3 separate regions of the Mus musculus genome follow, and all the other regions are linked to region 3. Evidence: chromatin loops called from intact Hi-C (ENCODE). Cell type or tissue: left cerebral cortex. All regions are shown on one strand.

Evidence for each region. A loop is a pair of places that touch in the nucleus more often than their neighbours do. Peaks named below come from ENCODE experiments on the same cell type or tissue, not always from the same donor. Only the 100,000 strongest peaks of a DNase experiment are listed, where the experiment ranks them.
Region 1: it touches region 3 in a loop (3.0-fold over the local background); 4 of 42 quality-filtered maps call a loop at or near these places.
Region 2: it touches region 3 in a loop (3.0-fold over the local background); 2 of 42 quality-filtered maps call a loop at or near these places.

The regions. Positions count from the first base shown.
Region 1 is chr9:106,119,585-106,127,584 of GRCm38, forward strand. It overlaps the pseudogene Gm9451. Among named protein-coding and RNA genes, the nearest start is that of Gm51688, 12 kb to the right of the region's middle. In left cerebral cortex, a CTCF peak has its summit at 4,219 (motif pointing left); DNase peaks (open chromatin) are centred at 4,209 and 7,673.
Region 2 is chr9:105,614,215-105,622,214 of GRCm38, forward strand. No RefSeq gene overlaps it. Among named protein-coding and RNA genes, the nearest start is that of Pik3r4, 25 kb to the right of the region's middle. In left cerebral cortex, a CTCF peak has its summit at 3,262 (motif pointing left); a DNase peak (open chromatin) is centred at 3,260.
Region 3 is chr9:105,406,627-105,414,626 of GRCm38, forward strand. Atp2c1 (ATPase, Ca++-sequestering) reads right to left here. Exons shown (of 27, transcript NM_001253831.1): 27 at 4,736-6,563. The coding sequence ends at 6,433. It also overlaps a transcript of Aste1 not described here. Among named protein-coding and RNA genes, the nearest start is that of Aste1, 15 kb to the left of the region's middle. In left cerebral cortex, a CTCF peak has its summit at 2,117 (motif pointing right); a DNase peak (open chromatin) is centred at 4,226.

The sequences.
Region 1 (8,000 bases), 710 kb after region 3:
AGAATTATTTATTTTAGGTGTGTGAGTACACTGTAGCTGTCTTCATTCACGCCAGAAGAGGGCATCAGATCCCATTACAGATGGTTGTCAGCCACCATGTGGTTGCTGGAAATTGAACTCAGGACCTCTGGAAGAGCAGTCAGTGCTCTTAACCGCTGAGCCATCTCTCCAGCCCCTTCCTTAAGCATTTTAAGATTTTCCTTGTAGATTTTTTTTCGCCTTCTTGGTTAGGTTTACTCTCCATATTTTAATTGCTTTTGAAGCTACTACAAATGAGATGTTTTTCCCCCAGTCTTTTTCTCCACTTAATTGGTGTATGGGAAAAGCTACTGTTCTGTGAGTTTATTTCTTTGTTTGATTTAGAGACAAAGTCTCACTATGTAGCCCCAACTGGCTGAGAAATATGTAGACCAGGCTGGCCTCAAACTCAAAGATCTAATTGCCTTTGCTTGTTGAGATTAAAAGTGTGTGCCACTAAGCCCAGCAAAGCTGTTGATTTTTCTCCATTGATGTTGTTTGTTTTTAGATTCTGTTTACTTTCTGTGTATGGATTTGGGGTTCCTGCAAGTGTCTTGGCTCACAGGGAAACAATCCTGGAGAGGTGAAGGATGTACCATGGATCAGCGTCACCTCAGCAGAGTCTGACATCACGGCTTATTTTCCTTGCACAGTTAAGTTCGGTAAAATTCTGGGGGAAAAGTCTCCACGTGACAATTATCACAACAAACCTTCAGGGATGGCTACATTGAGACTCCCATGCAAAGTAAATCTCTATAGCAAAGCACCTGCGATCTTCACAATAATAATGAATTCTACTGACTGATAAACAGTGCTCAGGGTAAAGGCCCAGGAGGAGGGACTTATAACAAACACAAGGATAGATCCTGTTGACGGAGGACGAAGAGTACGTGGGACCTCCTTCATAAGGAAAAGTTCTATTCACTGAGAGATGAAGCTCAAGATTAGAGCCTTAACGGTGCTTAACGGATGGATTTGGGGGGGAGGGCGTGGGGGTGGGGGAGACTCAAGAAAACAGCTGGCTCCACAGAACAGCAAGAGATCACCAGATTGTTAGACAGCATCCACTTCAGTCTTCCAGGCGAAAAGGTCTTATTTCCTTCCCTTGCAGAAAATAGGTCTGCATGTTTAACAATTCTAGTTTCTCCAATGTTTTCTCTAAGCCATGCCTTCTATATATGTGTATTTTGTCTGTGTGTACGTCTGCACACCATTACCATGCCTAGAAACTGCAGAGATGAGATCAGAAGAAGATGCCAGATCCCCTGGGACTGGAGTTACAGATGGTTGTGAGCCTCCATGTGGATGCTGCGAATCAAACCATGGTCACTAGAATAGCCAGTGGTGTTAACTGCTGAGCCATCTCTCCAGCCCCTATGTTGATTTTTTAACAGCTATGAGGATTCAAGTTCCAAGTAAGGACACTCTTTTCTAACTGGGTACGCTATAGAAATGTTACCTTAGGACTGGAGAGATGGCTCAGCCATTAAAGGCTAGGATGACGAATATATGAAATGTTACTTTAATGTAAATTCTAGTAACTATGACAAAAGTCAAAATATCCTCCTGGGTTTTTTGTTTTGTTTTGTTTTGTTTTGCTTTGCTTTGCTTTGCTTTGCTTTGCTTTGCTTTGCTTTGCTTTGCTTTGCTTTTTTAACATATGAATCAGTTTGATTAGGTTGTCAGCGATTTAGAACATCAGTTTGTGAGGGTACATCCCATTTGTCTGAGAGAACGAGATCGCAGGTAACCCTGGAGCTGAGCAACCGCTTTCATCTCTAGCAAAATCCGCAAGTCCACAGTTTTCTGACCAGCCTTGGGGGGCTGCTGCTTCTTGTCGGATGCATCTGTTAGGTGTTTGGGGATTTTAACCTTGCTGATACCAACTTTTGTAGAGGTGGCGATGACAAACTTGTGGTGTGTTCTGCGCAGATGAGCTCGGTTGAGGGCAAGAGGTCAGTCACAAGTAGCAAGCTGCTGCCCAGCTGCTTCAGGAAAACCACTCTCTTGCCCCTGTGGTGCCTGGTGAGGATGATCAGGAGAGCAGTCCCGGGAGTGATGCTCACAGGCAGCCTTCTCACTCGCTGACTGGAGACCTTTCTGCCCCGGCTCAGCAGCTCCTTAGGCATGTCTTCGTCTTCGCTAGGATAACACCTAGGCATTTTGTAAAGCTGAACCACCCAGGTACTGCCATTCTTGGCTGGCTTGTGACAGTAGACAGGACCTTGGATTTTGCACTGAGTATCTCCTTTTTTTGTACAGGCATTTCTGGGATATAGAGCAGATCATGAGTACTGTAAGATTTTCTCCCTTGTGTCAGGCTTCTTGGCTTTCTCGGCTGCCATCTTGCAAGATGGAAAGGCTGCAGTTTTCCTAAACTCTTCATAGGAAGGAGGGCAGGCAGGAATCTTATGGAAGCCTAAGATAGTAAGTGCATTAGTTACTTTCTTATTGTGATAAAATGCCATGACCAAGAAAACGTGCAGAAGGATTTATGTTGGACTAATGGTTCTAGGGGGATAGGACTCCATCCCCGTTACAGTTGGGAATCACAGCAGCAAGCAGCAGGCATGATGGCAGGAATAGCTGAGAGCTCACATCTGGGAACTGCAAGCAGGAAACAGAAGGATCAAACTCCAAACACTGCAAGTCTTTAAGCTCTCAAAGCCCCCACCCCCACCCCAGTGACTTACTTCCTCCAGCAAGGCCACGCCTCCCAAGCCTCCCAAAGCAGCACCAACCACAGACCAAGTATTCAAATACCTGAACTATGGGGGGGTTAGGGGGGCATCTCATGCAAACCACCACAAGTAATTGCAAAACCAGTTTAATAATTTTTTTTACAAGAGTATGTAAAAGAATGCCAGAGTTGGTGAACTCCTGAGCTAAGAAGGATTATCCCTGAGAGGATAACCCTTCTTCCTAGACTAATCCAACCATTGTATGTGTGGCTAGCCTTTGTCCATGTGTGTCCTTGTGCAGGCAGAGGCTAGAGGACGATGCCCAGCATCCAGTCCTATCTATAGTCCTTTAATACAGGGTCTCTCCCTGACCCTGGAGCTGGGATTATCATCAAACCTCAGCGACCATCTGTGGCTACCTTCCCACAGAACTGAAGTGACAGGCACACGTGGCCATCCCCGGCTTTTTACATGCATTCTGGGAATCCAACACACCCCCATGCTTTTACACATTGAGACTTTACTTGCTGAACCATCTTTCTAGTCCCTAGATCTGGAAGGTTCTAAAGTGGAGCCAGCTATAGATGAGGATGAGGGAAAGAGAGAATCAGATGGGCAGTCAATCAACTCTGACTAGTTGATTTTTAAAACAGATGTTGAAGAGAAGGGGCTGGAGAGGTGGCTCAGTGGTTAAGAGAACTTCTGCTCTTCCAGAGGACCTAGGTTCGATTCCCAAATGCCAACCTTGTCAGTGGTGATGCATACAGCTCTATTCAGAGGATTCTGGTAGCAGTTAGATAAGGGAGACAGGGAAGGGCAAAGTGTGGGTGTGTTAGCCTTTTAGAGTGACTTCACCTAGATCCAACACCCTCTTCTGACTTCCTCGAGCACATGCATGCATGTGATATACATAAACACAAACATATACACATTAATTATATATATATATATATATATATATATCCCCTGGTCTGTGTGGTCAGCTTCTGGAGTGAATCTGATATGAATTCTGGAGTGGGTCTGGGAAGAACTCAGGAATCGTCGATCCCACCGTATAAAAAGCTTCTCGTGAAGGTAGGCCTTGGTATATGTTTCAAGAAAGCCTTCACACCTGAGGATCTGGCCCTTACCTGTGATCCCAAAACTTGGTAGTCTGTAGTTAAGAAGTTCAAGACCAGTCTGAATTCTATACCAAGGCACTATGTCCAACAAACAAACAAACAAACAAGAAGCCTTCTCTACCTGCTTGCATCGCAGACAATGTCCCAAGCCTACCCTGTCTGCAGAGGCTAGCAACTATAGGATGTTTTTATAGAGAACTCATCGGAGAGCAGTTTATAGAAAGAGGAAATTGGAAATAAAAAGATGCCCTTTATTTCGGCATAGTCTTCCAGATGCTGTTTTAGAGTTCTCTCTACTAAGGGGTTGGTAGCTGCTCACACTTTTCATAAAGAATGCGACAGTAGCCAAATCAGCTTCACAGGTGGGTAGCCTCAAAGCAGTGGAAAGTCCACTAGTGCCACCTAGAGGCCACCACAAGCCTACACTGAGTGCAAAGCAAAGTTAAGGGACAGTTCTTGGGGCAGCAAATTGTAACAAGGCAGTTACAGCTGCAACTAAGGATTTAGCCAGTGGTTTGCTTTTTGTCCTGTCCTGTCCTGTCCTGTCCTGTCCTGTCCTGTCCTGTTCTGACGGGTCTCAGGTAGCTCAGACTGGCCTTCAACTGTCTGTCTATGTAGTCAAGAGTAGCTTTGAACTCCTAATCCTTCTGTCCCCATTCCTCTAGGGCTGAGATTACAGCAGCATTCCGCCATGCCCAGTTTGTTCAGTGCTGGAGATGGAACCCAGGATTTCACACATGCTAGGCAAACATTCTACCAATAAACTACAAACCTACATCTCCAGCACTTGAAATTTTGGGAGTGTGAATTGTCAACTTGACTAGTTCTGGGATTAACTAAAATCCAAGTGGCTGGGTACCCCTGTGAGGGATTTTTTTCTTAATGAAATTGTTTGAAGTAGAAAGGCCTACTTTTAAGCAGGATCTTTTGAGGTGGGAAGAGCCGCCTTTAATCTGGGCTACATCTTTTGCTGGCAGACTATATAAAGGGTATGGGGAAAGGATGCTTGCTCTCTTTGCCTGCTTGCTCTCTTTGCCTGCTTGCTCTCACCCTCCCTCACAAGTCCATTCCTTCACTAGCATTAGAGCCTACTTCTTCAAGATTCTAGCATATACTGAAGACCAACTGAACAACCAGCCTCAGGGACTGAACAACTACTGGATTCTTGGGCCTTCCATTGTTAAACAACCATTGTTTGACTAGCTGAACCACAACCTATAAGCCATTCTAGTAAATCTCCTTTCAGTGGATAGATAGACAAACGGACAGACAGACAGACAGACATAAATGATAGATTCATTTTATCAATTCTGTTTCTCTACAGAATCCTGACTAAAATAGTGACCATGCCCCATTTTTTTAATTTTCTTTTTAAAACTGGGCCATCATCACCAGCTTCATATTTACCACCATCACTACCATCCATACTTCATGCCATTGTTACCATCACCACTAGCACCAAGACCATCATTAAAATCTTCACCATCTTCACTATAACCAACTCCATCACTACCAACCACCAGAACACCATAACTAATACCATCATCACAAGCACCACCATCACTACCAGTATCACCTCCACACCTTCCACTCCCATATTCACCACTAATGCTCCCACCTTGGTCCTTACCTTCAGCACTCCTACCAGTCTCGATACCATCACAGCCACTGCCTACATCACTCTTGGGATGCTTATTTCATGTTCCTATTTCCAACACACTGAACACTGCCTCCTGGAGAGAGGAGCCAAGTTCACAAGACTCAGGAAGTAAACAAAATTTACAGGGCACAGGAAGTTCCTAAAACTTACAGGATTTACAAAGCCCCAGCCCCACCCCCAAAGTTTTGCATGCTGAGTTGATCAGAAGGCTCCAGGGATGCAGCCTTTGTGAGTCTCCACCCACAGCTACCTTGAGTAGGCCTTTCAGCCATGCAGATTGTTTGAGGCACTTATGCTCCTTGTAAATAACAACAGTAAACTTTCTGGTTCACTAAGCTGGACTTAGATGGAACTGTGGCTATGATCTGTCATCACTGCCCTATCCAGGTGCTTGCTCATGTTTCTCCAGTGAGTCACCCACAATCACCACCACCATTTCCTCCATCATCACCATCTCTGCATCCATCAGTTACTTCCTCCATCCCCATCAGCACCTACACAGCACTATACCTCATTCCATTAGGCCACTGAGTTCCAAACTGTCTAGAGAATTCTTCTTACCAAGAAAATAAAGCATTAGATACGTTTCACTCTGTCATGTCTGTCTGTCACAACCAAACATAAATATCAGCTAATGTCACACTTTCCACTTAATCCTAACATCAGTCAAAGCGTTTGGCTAATGACAACTTACAAGTGAGTTGTCATTTCTCTGTGACACATCACTGTGGTTTCAGTTCCTCGGGACCCTTTTTCAGAAACATCACCTCCAGCCCCAGAAGTGATTCTTTTTTTCTGCTTTGTTCTGTTTTAACTATGGGGATTGTTTTAGTTCTTTTGATTTCTTTCTTCAGGATATAAAATATGAACCATTAGCATCTTCATGCACGTGAAGGTTGCGTCACCCTCCCTTGTCCCGCTCTTTGTCCTCATGGTCCACTTCTTTCCTGTAAGTAGTTTTGATTCCATGTGAGATACCTTTTTGACATGCACTTTTAAAATCTAAGCCTTATACATAAAAACACGTGATGTCTTTTAAACTCCCCCTGTCATCCTCTCTTGTTCCCTCCCCCTTAGATACCTTCCTCCCCACATAAGTCCCCTTTCTACTCTTTATAGATAGATATAGATATAGATATAGATATAGATATAGATATAGATATAGATATAGATATAGATATAGATATAGATCCTACGTGGGAGAGATCGTGGCTTCTGTCTTTCTGCATCTGGCTTCTTTGATGTAACACAAGGCTTTGCAGCCCCATTTCTTTTCCTGCACACAGCACTGATTCTTGCGGTAGGATAAGCCTCCATGTTGTATAATCACAGTTTCCTTATTCATCTACCTGTTGCCTGGCACCCAGGCTGGGTCCACACCTTACTTAAATAGCCCACAAAGGATTCTTCAGTAATCAGAGAAATGCCCTGGCCTCCTTGTAGTCTAACAGACATAGCCCTGGGAATACAGCCGAAGGCACATCACCTCCCTCCTCTCCCCAACCTGGTTGTCCTCTGTAACTCAGATCTTGAAACACGATGGCCTAAGATCTTCCAAGCAGTAAAGTTTTTGTAGAAAGTTGAGGTCAGGGCTTGCGGTTCCTACTTCACAGGTGGGGAGACTGAGGCCCTGAGATGGAGTCCATTGTAAGCATACACACTACTAGTCAAACAGAGCTGGACTGGCCTCTGGACCCTCTGTCCTTGGGCCCTCCATGCTACCTCTCCTGGTTCTATTACCCCTTCCTGGCTGGCTGTCAGAGCAGGCAGCTGGGCCTAGTGATGAACAGGGTGTGCTATGGGGAGGGGGCTAAGAATAGGGAGCAGGTGGGGAAGCAGCAGGTGCGGGATAATAGGGCCACCAGGGGAGACCCAGGGAGCAGGTGCTGCCCATGGGGGGCGAGGGGGGTGAAGTTATCATTGTATAGCCAGCTCTGGTGGGCTCAGAGCAGAAGGGGAATTCCTGTGAGCCCCTGGGCCACCCTGGCTCATGCTCAGAGATCCTTGGGATGCATGGGCTCAGGCACACAGCCAGGCCCCTCCCCTGGGTCCCAGCAACCCTACCAGGTTGCCATGACAACCAACACTTTCATCCCTGTCCCTTTGTCTGGTCATGGTTCAGCTTTTGTGAACAACCATAATTGGGAAGTGGGGGGAAGGGACCAGCCTCAGCTGGGATGGAGTTGTGAACCCCAGGCAATGAGGGACTGGAGGGTAGACTAAAGAAAATTAGAGATGTGAAAAGGCTGGGTTCTGCTGCCCAGTGGCCCCCTGGAGCCTCTTCTCAAGCTGCTTGGCCACATTCTCAGAGCCAGAGCTTCCGGCCCGGGATTGACCCCCAGGCCCAGGCTCTCCTGACCCACCTCTCGGCCTCCTTTTCCCATCTGTGAATGGAGCTACGGATCACCCCATTCCCATGGTGCACTGTGGCTCTGAGAGACAAATGAGCATGGGCCGAACAAGCATTTTACCTCCCGGTACAACTGGAGAAACTGAGGCATAAAGCAACGCTGGGCCCTA
Region 2 (8,000 bases), 210 kb after region 3:
CCACAGGGCTTGGCACTGAGGTATGGGGAAGAGGAGAGGACTTTGGTAGCCAGAGCGAATAGTGGAACTTTCTTGGAGGCATGTGGAAAGTGGTGGGGAGAGGCAGTGATGGGCGGGCAGACCGGAAGTGGCCTCTGGAATCTAACAGTGGGAGGAGAGTAGGCCGGTCGGATGCTACCACTTTGAGTTTCTCTGCGTCTGTTAGCCTGCTCTTCAGCTCGTGGTTCTTTTACTGCAGGCGCCTCATCTCGGCGCAGGTTGGCCCGTGAGTGTTGTAAAAAGAGATGTTCTCGTGGAAAGAAACAGTGAGTTGTGTTCAAATGCCCAGCTACCCATCCTAGCCTTTGCCTATAGGAGCACAATCGGCAGTTGGAGAATGGAGGAACTCTGAACCAAGGATTTGTTAGACGCTGCCTAGTAAGTGGGCTCTAGAAGCTGGAAATGAGGAGATGGGTGAAACTCTTCTGAGACCTCTGAGTACATCCTTTGAAATAAAAATACAAAAGGCTCCTAAAATCAGAAAGCGTGTGGTTGGCTCGTCCATAAAAAGGGGTGATTTCCTTTACCATCAGAGAGGAACATGAAAGGAAGAGGAAAATAATGGAGAAGAGACATATCTACTGCATGAGTACATGCATGCGGGGGGTGGGGGTGGGGGTGTGGAGTCAGGGGTTGGTGTGGGGCAGCGCAGGCGCCTGTGCAAGCCAAAGCACCTCTTCAGATGTCATTCCTTAGGTGTGATCTACAATTTTTGAAGACAGGGCCTCTCATTGGCCTGGGACTTGCCAAGTAAGCTAGGTTGGCTGACCAGTGATTCCCCAGGGGTCCATCTCTTCCTGCCTCTCCAACACTGAGACTACAAATGTATATTTTACATGTGTGCGGACGCTCAGTCTCACTCAGGCACGCTATCTCCCTCACCTCAACATATCTATTTCTAAAAGGTGTTTGCAAGCAGATAGTGACCTGTTACAGGAGGAGGAGCACTCTGAAGTGAGTTTGCCGCAGTACCCCTATTTAGATGGAGAGCGGAGGAAGGGTCTACACAACCCTTCTATCACCACGGTGTAGTGCTGACCCTCAGAGGCCCTGACGATTATGGCAAAGCTTTGAATGGAGTCATCTGGGATAGTCCCAGAGTGACAGAGCAGATCCTGTTACTCCTTTAGAAGCCTGTACTGTCCTCCCGACCCGCACCCCTTCATATCCTGCAGCTCTATCCAGCAAGTACTGGTAGATATTCTTAGCCAACAAAAATGAGTATTGGATGGGCACAGAGTTCTTGTGCCAGTCATGTTTCAGGGCCACCTATTAGCATTTGGATAAGACTGAGGTTACACTGGGCAGAGAGGAGCCAGGTGCTACACCCTAGACTCTGAAGGACTTGTGTTCTGGTCCTAGTGCAGTCAATCAAAGAATACTTGGATAAGGGCATTGCAATGCTAGGACTAGAGGTGTGTTGAGATGGTCATCTGTAGCCTGTAGTTCTCAAGCATGAGTTGACAGAGTCACCTAGGGGGCTTTTAAAACAGCAGCATCAGAACCTTCTAGAACTTGAATTGTCAACAAGAAGCTAGCCTTTCTCTGACTATCAACTAGGTTTAAAACTTCAGATAAGCAAATTGAGGCTACGTTATCCTGTAGCTGACGTTATCCGGTAACTGATGTCTTCTTTCTTATGGAGGTCCTGGGTTTTTGGAGTACATTGGCGATGGAAGTTTGCTTTGGGGTCTTCCAGAGCACACACACTTCTCAGCTTCCTGGTCTGACTATATTGTCTAGTGGTCATGATAAGTCTCATGATGCAAGACCATATCATAGATGGGCCCATGCCACCTCTAGTTTCATAAGAACATATTGCAATTTGTTCCCTAACCAGTTCTATTACTTGGCCAGGCAGGATCAACTAAGCAGGCAAGGTTGTTTGTTTTCAAAGGGGAATTCTCCAAGGTGGAGGATATAATGGTAGCATTGGAGGTGGTGATGGTGACCATCTCAGAGATGTTGGAGATAAACACGATGCAGGAATAGCATCTATAATCTCGGAGAGTACCTGAGGTAGCAGGGAATGCCTGGGGCTGGTTTGCCATTGATCTTCCTGGCCTGACAGGTGCATGAGTCAGCTACTTTCAAAAGGCTAAGAACAGAGTGAACATATATAAATCAAGGTTTTATAAATTAAATATTTCCATTTAACTCACACTATAATTTCAGAGGCATTAAATCTTTATTCAGATGACCTTTCACTGTCAGAGATGGACTATTTCAGCCTTAAGTTAGCACTGCCTACTGCGTCTGGAACACACAGTTATTTTGTAAAAGGGCTCCTAAGGATTACTGGAATTTATACTTAAGTAATCATTTCATAAAAAGCAATTTCTGTGCCTGAAAATGCATTCAGTATTCCTATGTTTCATCAGATGACATTTTTTCATTGAACATTCCAGGAGAAATATGCTAGACCATCCTCAGACCACAAAGTTTAAGAGGGGGAAACATTTAAAGGCATTAAGAGACAAGTTATCTCTATGTTCCATTTTTTCCTTTGGTACGTCAGCAGATCATTCCGTTAGGAAATGAAAATAAATGATAAAAATATGATAATGATGTTCTAGACATTAAAATGGCTAAAACACCATTTACTTCCTACAAGGAAAAAAATTCTCTCTGGAGCTTAAAGTTCTTAGGGAAAATGGGCTCATAAAGACATAAATCATCATAAATTCTAATGTAAATTCAATAAGATAAATTGACACAATAAACCTGTATACAACTGAGCCCCAAAACTAACATTATTTTATTTTCTGTGTTCTTTGGGTGAGACAAGGTCTCATGTAGTCCAGGCTGGCCCTAACCTTAGAATGTAGTCATGGATGAATAAAGGATAGAGCCTGAAGTCGAGGATGGCTTGAACCATTCATTCAGCTGCTCCCTGCTCCCTGGGTAGTGATGGGATTACAGTCATTTGCACCTCACATAGTGTATAAAACACTCTACAAACTGAGCTAGTCCCCCAAGCTATCCTCTGCCTTTTTTAGTAATTGTTGTCATTAACATCATCTTTTTTTGTTGTTATTGAATAACAGTATATGCCTAATGCTTTCTTGTACCCACAGTCTCATGTGGTCTCCTTGTTTCTATTTTAGAAAACAAGATACTAAGGTCCAAGAGGTTTTGAGCAGTTCATCCAAGAATGAGTCCTAGCTCTAAGACCCAGACTCTGGAATCCTGTCCCTAGCAGCTCAGATCCTCCCACTGGGATGCCCTGCCCCCTAGTGGATTTCTGCTCATTTTGCCCATTCCCATCACCCAGGAAGAAAAGTCATTCTCTTTCCTTTCCTTTCCTTTCCTTTCCTTTCCTTTCCTTTCCTTTCCTTTCCTTTCCTTTCCTTTCCTTTCCTTTCCTTTCCTTTCCTCTCCTCTCCTCTCCTCTCCTCTCCTCTCCTCTCCTCTCCTCTCCTCTCCTCTCCTCTCCTCTCCTCTCCTCTCCTCTCCTCTCCTCTCCTCTCCTCTCCTCTCCTCTCCTCTCCTCTCCTCTCCTTTTCTTTTCTTCTCTCTTCTTTCTTTCTTTCTTTCTTTTTTAATTACACATTATTTGTTGTGACTGTTTAATCTTAAACATTTAAAAACATGAAAGTGTTTTCTGTCACATCTCCTCCAGTATTGAAAGATATGATTATTTCTAAGAGGACAACTGGAAAGCTCTAAGGAGGTTCTGAACACATTCCAAGAACATACCCCTGACGTTGAATTCAACATGGCTTCTCTGTTCTCTGCAGCTAATTGTGTGTTCCCAACATCTCTCCCCAGATCGCATATATAGGCTTGAGACACGTCAGATCGAGTTAGAATGGCACTGAGATTCTTCGAGTACTCTCCTGGGCTCCCTAAAGAGACTGGCAATATATTTAAGGCAAGAAAGATATTCAAAGAGATCTGAATTTGTTTTTCTCTGAGCTTACCTGAATTCCTCTGCCTTAAGTACTTTTCTAATGAATCTCTCTCACTTTGGTACTGTTAAAAACCATCACAGTATTAAAATGCATAATTGAATGGCCTTGGTTTAATTAGGAAGGACTTGGGTTAATATTAGATTAGACTGCAGAAAGCAACATGGATAGATTTTTAAAAGTGAATTAGGCTGTTATTTAAGCCACTGTTCATCACAATCAGAAGGAGAAGGAAAGGGAGGAGGGGGAGAAAAAGAAGGGGAAGGAGGAGGAAGAGGAGGAAGAACAAGGAGAAGAAGAGGAGGAAGAAAAGGAGAAGAGGAGGTGGAAGAGGAGGAGGAGAAGAAAAGAAGGAGAAGGATACAGAGAAGGAGAAGAAAAAAAAGAAGCAGCCACCATCCTGGGTGTAATAGCATCAGAACGAGGGCTGACTGGTGAGTTATAATGCTCTATGTCCAGCCAGTAGGCCATGCTGTGGAGGGCTAGGGAAACCTTGGGGCTTCATCTTTATTAGAGAGCTAGTTTTTAAAAACTTGGTATCTTTCTATTTGCGAGAAACAACCACTGTGATAAAAAGATAACCAACAAAGACAGGGTTGTGTACAATCTTCCATAAATGGCAGAGTTGTACAAGGCTTCCTAAGAACATGGCATCTCTTCCTGACCTACCTTAAGACTGTTTACTTCCACCGGGCTTGGATCTCAGGATATGGAAGAAAATAGTCAAACCCAACAAAAAAAGCAATTTTTAAGACAAACACTCTTCTAAGCATCACGTGAACACATGACACTGAGCGTGGAACAATGATGTGACAAAAATGCCTTCTTGGTGGAAAAATATGCTGGGTGTACACCATGGGCTGCACAGAAGGTCACAGATCACAGAAGGCTGTCATGGTGTCTGTCCTGCACATTACAGATGGCATCAGCTAGTGAGCTTCACTAATCATATTCCATATAGTATGTAAATAACGACTATCAAATTAGGTATTTCAGTTGGAAGTCTTCCAATGTGTTTGTGATGCATGTGTGTGTGTGTGTGTGTGTGTGAAAACACTTGGGTGAAATCATGTATACATATATATTTTTTAACCTTAAGTCCTGATATTTATTGGAATTAGTCCACAATATTGATGTCACTCTACCTGTCCCCACTGCACACAAGCTTCCTGTGAGGATAGAGAACCCCAAGCCTCCTGAGCTATGTTAAAAACAAAACAAAATTATCAAGACCCAGTACCCTACCCCATAAGTCCCATCCTTCTCCGCCACACCACCGTCTTTATCACTCGCTCACACAAACACCGCGCTATTGATTTATGATGTGGCGAGCACTGTCAAACTGAATCAATTAACATTTCCCGGCCATTTTCATTCCCACCAGCAGACCACTCTCAGCTGCTAGAGACACATGAACTAAAGGCCATGGGTTTAGTTCTATTTTTCAAGCCACATGGGTACAACCACCTGCTACAAACAAGAGAACTGTAAAGGTCAGACTGTAATCTAAAAGCCATCGCCAGTATAACTGCAAACTCTGCACAATGATGTCCCCTGGAATTAAATGACTTTAAGTTCTAGAACAAGATGAATGAGTTAACTTTTATTTATTTTTTTTAACAGTAATGTATCTGCTAAGGAAGATCTGTGGGTGCAAACCACAGGAATCCAGCTAACATTGTAGAGATCAGGACTTGGCTGTTCAAAGCTTTGTCTGCTTTAAGACCAGCATTACCTTGTGCTCAGGACTTCCGAGTCCCTCGCGTTGTAGCTCTGGGCTTTGCACTCTATTCAAGACTGGCAAGAGAGGAGCCCTTTCTCGGTCTCTGCTACCCTCTTAACTCCCCTCCACATGCCCTGAATAAACTCTATTCTATACAACACATACAGGCCTTAAAAACAGTACAGAAGAATAAATATTCAGTTGTTCTTCTACTAAATGAAGGACTGAGGCTACTCAAGGATCTTCTACAACATGGCATAGTATTTACATAGAACCACAAACAACAGGAAGACCTGAGTTTGATCCACAGCACCTGAGTGAAAAGCCAGCCGCTGCTATACATATCTGTAACCTCAGGTACTGGCTAGGGTTGACAGTAAGGGCAATGGGCTGCTGACCAGCCAGCCTGGATGAAGCAAAAGGTGAGCTCCAGGTTCAGTGAGAGATGGACAGTGATACCGGAAGATGCTCGGTGTTGTCCTTCAGCTTCTGCGTGTGTGTGAGCGCTGCTGTGCACCTGTGCATGCAAACCACTAATGAAACAGTCACCAGGAAACCGTGCACCTGGTCACTTTGAGAAGGCTAGGCTGACTGCATGACAGGCTTCAAAATGCCAGTTAGGGAGACTAGGCCTAAATCTCTGTTTCCAAGAACTGGGCAAATCCAGGCCTCAGAAGCTGCCCCACCACATGGCCTGAGGCAAGGGCAATGACTCTGGAGCATTTCCAACTTCCCCAGCAACAGATTCCAGCCAGCTCCCCAGGCCCCACAGTGTTTCTGGAATGTCCCCAGAGATGGATCAAGATGAAGGTCATCGCTGGGCGTGGTGGCACACGCCTTTAATCCCAGCACTTGGGAGGCAGAGGCAGGCGGATTTCTGAGTTCGAGGCCAGCCTGGTCTACAAAGTGAGTTTCAGGACAGCCAGGGCTACACAGAGAAACCCTGTCTCGAAAAACCACCCTGGAGCTCCTGTAATGGGCTTTAAATCAGGCCTGCAAGCTCACTTCAGGGTCTCTCTATTTTTGTAGGTGGTAGACCTCAGCATGCTGGACTTCTGCAGAATAAACCACTCTCTGCATTTATTATTTATTTGAATCTGGAGTATCATTCTTCAGCGAATCATGGGCCCTTACAACTTAAAAATACCATACGTTCTAATCAGTATCTTTGAGTTTGCTACCTACTACTTTTGACCTACCAGATAGATGATCTTAGTAATGTTGTTTGTTTGTTTACATTTTATTAATTTATTTAATTAGTCACTTTATATCCCAATATCAGCCCCTCTCCCCCGTTTCCCCTCCCCTTCTCCTCTAAGAAGGGCAAGACCCCCACTGGGTATCACTCCCCCAACACATCAAATCATTGTAGGACTAGGTACATCCTTTCCCACTGAGAACTTATCCCTGCACTGGGGGTCCTGCCTGGCCATTTCAAGATCCATATTCTCCCACTGTTAGGAGTCTCAGCTACAGTTGCCCCCATAGACACCCTGGGGCTTCCCCTAGACCCCCCAAAGTGATCCAGTTAGGGAAGCAGGATCCATAGTCAGGCAACTGATTCAAGGTCAACCCATGCTCCAGTTGTTGGGGGACCCACATGAAGACCAAGCTGCGCTTACTTCTGCTATATATGTGCAGGGAGCTTAGCTCCAGCCCAGGCTTGCTCTTTGGTTGGTGGTTCAGTCCCTGGGTCCATGAATCCCCAAGGGTCCAGGTTAGTTGATTCTGTTGGTCTTTTTGTGGAGTCCCTGTCCTCTTCAGGTACCTCAGCCCATCCTCCAACTCTTCCACAAGGCTCCCTGAGCTCCACCAAATGTTTGGGTGTGGGTCCCTGTGTCTGTTTCCATTGGCTGCTGGGTGGAGCCTCTCAGAGGACAGTTATGTTAGGCTCCTGTCTGTGAGAATACCAGAATATCATTAATAGTTTTGGGGATTGGTTCCTGCCCATTGGGTGGTTCTCAATTTGGGCCAGTCATTGTCTCTGCTCTATCTTTGGCCCTGCACGTCTTGTGGGCAGTGTACATTTTGGATTGATGGTTTTGTGGGTGAGTTACTGTCATTATCCCTACACTGGGGGTCCTGCCTGGCCACTTCAAGATCCATATTCTCCCACAGCTAGGAGTCTCAGCTAGAGTTGCCCCCATATACACTCTGGGGTCTCCCCTACACCCCCAACTCAGGTCTCTGGCATGTCCTGGAGATGCCTTCCTCCCCACCACCAATTTTTCTTCATTCTCTCTCCCCTGCTCTCCCTACACCTGTCCCCCCACCCTTCTCCCTGCTCTCCCTACACCTGCCCCCGCTCCACTGCTTTTTGGCTGCTT
Region 3 (8,000 bases):
TGTAGTTCTTAACAGTTAGCAATTTTCTTGTTGTGGGTTGGTCTGGTACTGTGATATGTATTCAAATTGCTAAATTCTACCCCAAAATCAGGTTGTCCCAAGTCTACTGACTTCTTATGTATAGCAGTTTTTGTTGTGCAAATCTTGTTCCTCAATTACTGGAGGGAAGAGAGGTAGGTGTGTTTTCAGTTACCAAGTACAAAGACCAGACTTGGCTGCTGCATACTGAGACAGAAGTTACCCAGAGGCAAATCAGAGGAAGAGTCGCTATATGTGACTTTTGGCCTGGCCTTTCTTTTCCTCCTAATTTCCTTTGTCTGACTGGCCTTTTAAGATTAAAATAAATAATTAAAAAATTCAGGTCTAAGAGGCAACAAGAAACCTTAGATAAGCAGAGTGTAGTGTGTTCTACATTTTCAAAATCTACTTTCCTGTGTTTTCAATCAAGATGAGCTGTTTCTGATTCCATTCTAGCAAATAAAATCTCACCTGAGGCTTTGGACACATCAATCTTCAATTAGCATTCAAGTAACAAAGGAGTTCTGGACAGCTAAGATGATTAAATCTTGGGGTAAAACTGGAGAGAGAAAACCATTTACTGTAATAGAATCATGCTCTGTTTAGTGGGGGTAAAATTATATTGGATATGTATTTTTTGCAAGTTATTTTCAGTAACCAAAACCTTGAAAGTTTGTTCATCTGTAAATATAACCTCTGACCTTTTCCAGGCCAGTTGGTCATGAGAAAAGGACTCAAGTGACCCTTATTATTTCAACTTGAAGTCCTAATTTAATTATACTTTTAGAAGGCAAAGACCTTTACTGCCTAAATGGCCTTACCTACCCTTCTTTGTTCATAAAAGCTAACAGTCAACGAGTCGGTCTCAACTGGATGAAGTCAAAATAATGTGTCTATCGGTGTTTAGTACCCGTTTTAAAGCATGGTAACCCTTGCCTGGCACTAAAATGTGATTAAACACCCATTCCTGTTACATCTGTACCTGAAAAGGAAGAGCAAAGCAAGAAACAAGATGGGTGCCGAGCACTAGAAAAGGATACCATGAGGGTAAAGATTGTGAAAGTCAGTCAAGATAATCAGTGACGGTGGACAAGGCCGAGAATGAGGATTGTTACAGGAATTTAAGAGTTGTCATGTTGAAGTCATGGAAATAATGGTCAAAGACATGTAATTTGGATTGTGGCTACTTGGTTGAGGAAACAGCTCACCTGAAAGCTGAATCTGCTCAAGTCCCAGATCCCCGCGGTTTGTTTTTGTTTTGTTTTTAAAGCTGGCATTCTAATAATACCCTCTTGTCTGGTCTCAAGAAGGCAGACATTACAAAGGAGCTGAAATCTAGGAACAGGAAGAGCCTCAAACCTAGGTTTCTAATGACAAAGTACTATAAACCTTCTAGCATCTGAACTCCCACAAGTTTTCAATAGACAAATCCAGGCTGCGGAGATGGCTCAGTGAGAAAAGGACGTGGTGAGCATGTGTGAAGACCTAAGTTTGGATCCCCAGAACCCCTATGAAAGCTGGGCATGACTGTATTTGTAACCCTAGTTCTCAGAAGGAAAGGGAAGTAGATCTGGCAGATTGGGGGAGGGGGGGGGCACGTTCAGCCAGTGAACTCTAGACTCAAAGAACCTGTCCAAAAAAAAAAAAAAAAAAAGCATAATAGCAGAAGACACTCAATGTGTCAACCCCTGGCCTGTAACAAAGTTTACAAAATGCACATACCTTTACAAAGCCAGCCATACTATGTACACTTCCAATTTCAGGCATGGGAAAGTGCAGAGAGGCAGATCTCTGGGTTCACTAGTTGTCCAGTCTAGCCTTTTTAGTGAGCTCTTAAGTCAATGAGGGACCCTGTCAGATCCAGTGAGGAATGACAGCTGGCCTCCACATGAACACATGCCGTGTGAGATGCAGTTTCTCATGTCTTCCCTTATGTACACTATTTCTACACAATCAGCTATGTAATAGTAGCTTGTCCCATACTGCTTCATAGATGATGTGGTATGGGCCTTACTCACTAGCCTCATCCATATTATGACTAGAAGATGTAGACTTAACAAACAGGAGCTAACTAGACAAGGCATCATATTTTTATGACCATAAGATGGCACCAAAATGCCACTTCTCAACTAATATGCTTCCAACAGGAAAACATTCGATTGTATTTTGTAAAGTACTTCTAAAACAGGCATTCTGTGAAACTTCCAATGCTAGAGATAAACCACGCGGTTAAAGTTCTTTGGCCTAACTTCCGGCTAGGGTCATCGGTGACTTGGACTTGAATTTCTAACGTTTTCTAGATGAAACCTTACATTTCCCCCTCAATTTAATAGCAATGTTTTCCCTTGACAACAGAACCATCACAAATGTACCCCTTCCCCTTCCCAGCTATCTAGAGCCATCTTAAGCTGTCTCTGCTGGGCTTTTTAAATACAAGCGGTCTGTAATTTTCAAAACTAAGGTTAACTGTCCCAGAGTGGACATGGTGCTGCAGCACTGTGCGAGCAGAGGCAAAGGGGCCTTGGCTACAACAGGAAACAAAGCTCTACTTTGCTGCCAAACTCATTATCAAAGCACATTGGTGTTTTCTAGTGTTAGTCCCATTTGCCCATCACACCACCAACTATATAGGCTCTCTGAAATATTGACATTCATTCATTCATTCATTCATTCATTCATTCATTCATTCATTCTCTCCACCTCACCTACTAAGAGAATCTAACTACAAATACTAAAAAAAAAAAAAAAAAAAAAAAAACAAACAGGTACTTAGATGGTTCAGACCAGGGTTCTTTTCCAGTTTGATGGTCTTACTTACAAAAGACTCCATTAGAAAGGAAACTACAAGGTTCCTAGTGCTGCCTTTTTAATGTATCCATCTGTTTGCTGACTGTTAGCTATGTCAAACATCTTAGACTCCTGTCAAGTCAAGCTTTATTCCATTATTCATTACTTGTCTGTGGGTAAGCATGTGAGCACAGGTCCTATGATGCATGCAAGGAGGTCAGAAAACATCTGTGGAAGTCGGTCCTCTTTCCACCATGGGGATTCTTCAGGATTCGGGGCAAGCTCCTTTACCCACTGAGCCTTCTCGCTAGCCCATTCTATTGCTTTTGTAAACCTCAAAGATACCATGAGCACCTCATTTCAAATGATCCCGTGTCTCGCTAAGGCCTTCTCAGCTTATGTTACTTCTCAATAGCTCAAAGTCATCATCTTCCAGCATGCCACAGTTCTGCCTTCACCACCCAACTTTCAAGCTGTTCATAATACACCTACAGCCTTAATACCAAAGAATCTGTGGGTTTCAATGTTCCTTCTACTTCCCACCCTTCTATCTCCCACCAACCCCTTTGTGAACACTCTCCTGTGCAGCTGCAAAGGCCTGCTGACTGTTGGCTGGAACGTCCCCCTTGAAGGACTTAGTTATTAGTCCTAGGAAGGTTCTCTGGCAACTTTCTCCCACAAAGTAATTTCTCTCCTTCATTCACTGTAATATTTTAGATGGTGTATTTCAAACTGTGTGAGAACTAAAAGCTTCCTAGACCAGGTTACGTATTTATAAACCTAACACTGTAGCAATGTTTATAGAAATTGTCTGATATATCAGCATATTATCCATTATCATCAATAACCAACTCTGACAACTACAAACCAAAGTCAGACCATCAAACCTGGATCTAACTGAAATCAACAGTCACGTCAGCCAGCCGAACTCATCAGGGTAATCTGTTGTTCAGCCATAGACCAAATGGGGTTATTTTATATCCTTGTGTTTATGTACACACACCACTTTCTATTTAGATAATTTATTTTAATATATATACTTTTTAAATAAATACACAAAGATCACTATTAACATAGATAAAATTGCTTTTTAGCACTTTTATCATCTGCTTTTCCTGTCAAAGAGGTTGGGAAGGATGAGAATGCCATTGTATTCCTAGTACATTCAAGGACTAAATAAAATTTAAATGAAAATATAATCAATTCATCTCACTTCTTGGATGAGTCATTGGAGCCAAACAAGCTACACAAAACTTGCCAGGCAGCAGAGGTGGAAAAGCAGTGTGATGTTAATTAATTCACAAGTGGGATTGTTACTGTTGTTACCAATCCATTTCTATGAAAGACTCTTAAGTCTAAACAAAACTTACTTACTACACCAGAGAGATCCAAATTTAAAGCAATTTCAGAAGGCTTCCCATTGTATCAGAAGTTTGGCGAGTGGGTGTGAAATGTGGAAAACAGCACGTTCTGTCCTCATGCACACAGTTAATGAGGCTGGAAAAACCCAAATCCTACGGGAGGCTCCTTGGGTTGTAGAGCTTCACTGTTACTTCCCGCAGGATGTCTCCGTGTGGCTGCACTCAGCTTTTAGCATTTGAGAGTTAGCTACCTGACTGGTGAATTTCTTTCAAGGATATCTCTTTTCTTTAATGTTTAGCCCCTATGCAATCAAATAACTTAAAGAAGTTGTCCTAATGGGAGGGGGAAAAAAAAAATCAAAGGGAGTAGGCAGTGGAGAAGTCCTAGGATGAGGAGACTTGAGTGAAACCGGACACTTAGATTCTAGGACAGTCAACTGATTCATCCTAATTTGGACTAATAAAATTTGGAAGACTGAAATCTGGATCTGTATTAAATATTTTTCAATATCTTTTGGCATCTATAGTTATAATTTTAGCATTAACAATACTAACTGGGAAGTCATTAGTGAACTTATGAAAAACTCCTTTTATTTTTATAATTCAATACCAAGTGAAAAGATAGGCACATTCATTTCATGAGTCATATTCTCAACCTCTACTGTATAATAAACAAGACTGAATATGCACTTAATATGTAGTTTTCAAGTCTGGAACAGAATGTAAAAAACCATTATAAAACTTTGCTATGAGACATCAAACCTCTAAGAGTTGGTCAGACAATGATTTCACGTTCCACCTAATCAGACAGAACAATGTACACTTGACAGTTGAGCCAGAAAGAATAAAGAACAAAGTGCAGACACCTGGCCCCTTATGCTCGTGCTTCAGTAGTACAGACACAAACAACAGAACTCTCCTATCAATGACAGCACACCAGTGTTGACAGTCACCAGTAATATTGAACAAGCTTAGGAACAGTTATTAATCCTGACAGGTTATAAAATACAAAACACTTACCTTTTATTTTATCGAGCTTTTATAAAAACAGATGGTGTTGCACAAAACAAACTCATCTATTTCCCAAGCATACTGAATGAAGTAGAAGACAGTACAACAAATGGTAGAAGGGACAGACTCAGGGTTGTGCTACAATCTAGGTCAAAGCAGCTGCCTAGAGGATTCGGAGGAGGCGGCCAGCACAGGATCTTCCAATGTACACCCTGGTTCATATGCTATCTCTCTGAGTTTGGGACTTTTCTATTTTGTAAGTATACTAGTCTATACTCTCTAAGAAATAGACTTAAAAATACAGATATGAAACAGTAATAAAGGTCAATTATTCAGCTGAAGTGTTTGATTTATAAAGAAGAAATGACAAAATGATACCGACAAAGCAGTATTAAACTAAACATGGACATGTTAATATAATGTTTTAAATTCCAACCCAGCCTTGTTTTTGACTCTATGGCTGTGTGTTAACTACAATTACTCTAACTGTAATGCCAATAACAGCCCTGAACTAATAATTCTGCTAGATCAAAGACTCGTTCCTCTATGCAAAACAAAACTACAAAAAAACCAAAAAACAACCATTTACACTTACTAAGAAGAGCAAACATTTACTTCAATTGCAGTATATGCTTTTCAGTCACAAAAAGAAAGAAAAGAACAGTGATTAGACAGTGGTCACATCCTGTGCAAAAAAAAAAAAAAAACAACTTGAAATATAAAAATGGTAGCACAAGGTATCAGTTGCTTACATTTCAGGAAAAAGGAAGCACGGTAGCTGAAATACGGCACCCCTGGCAATTTCTAAACCAAATAGAATGCCTTTAAATGATTGAGTTTATTTGTGTGTTAGTAAGAAAGCCCCACAACCATAAATAGTACAATATTTAAAAATAAAAAAAATATTTATATCCATCTAAGACAGACAGTGTATTTGTACATTAGAATTCTTTAAGTGCAGAAGGTGGTTCAGGTTTTGCCTTTTGTATTTTTTAATTCAGTACTTGCCCATATGTTGAAGTTCACTCAATTGCAAAAGCCAATTCAAATCAAGGAATGTGTTATTCAAAGTTGCATAATTTCATTTGGGACTACCAACAAAGTTCAAATCAAGTCTTTAACATTAATGGTCATTTTTAGTCAATGGAAAGTTAAAAAAGTCCTTAAGTCTTCATTATCTTCTTGAACTTGCCCTTCTAAATGATTCTCAGACTGCAATTCCTAGTTTGCAAATTAAAAAAAAATGCAATATGCATCATACTTCAAGGAAAGACGATGATGCTGAACCAGCATTCTTCTGGACCTTCTCCCGGCTCCTTTCAACCTTCTTTATAATCTCAGACACAATGCACACTGACGAGGTAAGGCCCAAAAGAAACAACAGATCTGAAAGAGAAAAAAAAGAGTTTTACAAGACTTTGAAATGTAGAGCAACATCTTACACCTTAGAATACACTGTTCCACAACTATTTCAGGAGGTAGGGATCAATCATTCCCATAAGTTAAAAATGTGGAAATAAGGGAAAAGCAAGGTGGCTCCAAGATGAAAGCCTCAAGGGCGAGGTGGACTATCCAAGCCCACCCCCGAACCCATGGTGGAAGGTTAAAGGTGACTATGCCAGTTGTCCAGACCTCTGTACATGAGCTGTGGCACAGGTGCCTGTATACACACACACACACACACACACACACACACACACACACTAATAACAACACTTGAAAATACATAGAAAGATAAAGAAAGATAAATCTCAAGTTAGCTTAAAGTCAGAGCTGAGAGAGAAGTCAGAACTAGACCCCAGATTTTGTGGCAACCTTCCCTGACACCTGAGATTCACATAACTAACTTTTAATAGTGATGCCAAGGGTTTCCTCTTTGATAGATCGCAAGGCTTTTGCAAAGCACTACTCAAGAAGCAGTGAGCTCTCCAATGGTGTTTTTCAAGTCTAGAAAACTGTCTTGTAATAGGATTCACACTCTCTTTCTTTATTGCCCAAAAAACTAGAGCTTTTTTTTTAAATTAAGCTTTTTAAAAAGTGGAAGCTATGTGAATATAGAATTAAAATATTAAAACTAGTTCAAACTATAAGGTGAACTTCAACTTACACCAAAACCACTAAACTTGTATCAAAAAAATAGACTATAAAACTCACTTCATAAATACAAAAACAAAAATCTAAGAATGAAGGGCCCATTTTCCACATGTTCTCTCCCGCACACTTAAGACGATAGATTCTGAACGCATTTTGGTGGTGGTGGCTGTCTGTAATGCTGGACCACACAACGGGCCCTGGCTTACTAATGAAACACTACCAACAAGTTCCACACCCACCCTTGTACCATATAGTTAATGCATGCCATATAAAAGGATAATAATTTCCTCAGAAACATTATAAAAGCTAATGACTCCTGACTCAAATGGAGATTTCATGAAATAAGAATGGTGGAATACTAAGTTTATTTTAAAGTGATTAAGTTTTAAGATCAATTTGATATTCAGTAAGCAAGTAAAGTTCTCTCATTTCATGATAGAAATCTTCATGTTTTTAAATATAATATTGTAAAGTATAATTAATCTACAACAGGTTTTGTGAGTTGCTGTATTTCAGCACCACTAAACAGGACTTTATAACAACTGATATGATATACAGGGTGGGAGACCAAGTAAATGAAAACAAGTTTTCCCTGAATGTCTGATACGCAAACATAAAAGACCTTGTTACAAGTCCCGCCAGTTATTTTTCTCTTCCTATTTAAAAAGAGCTTTTAAGTATGACAGACACATTTTTTTTTAAGGATACAGCAATAATCACACAGCATTT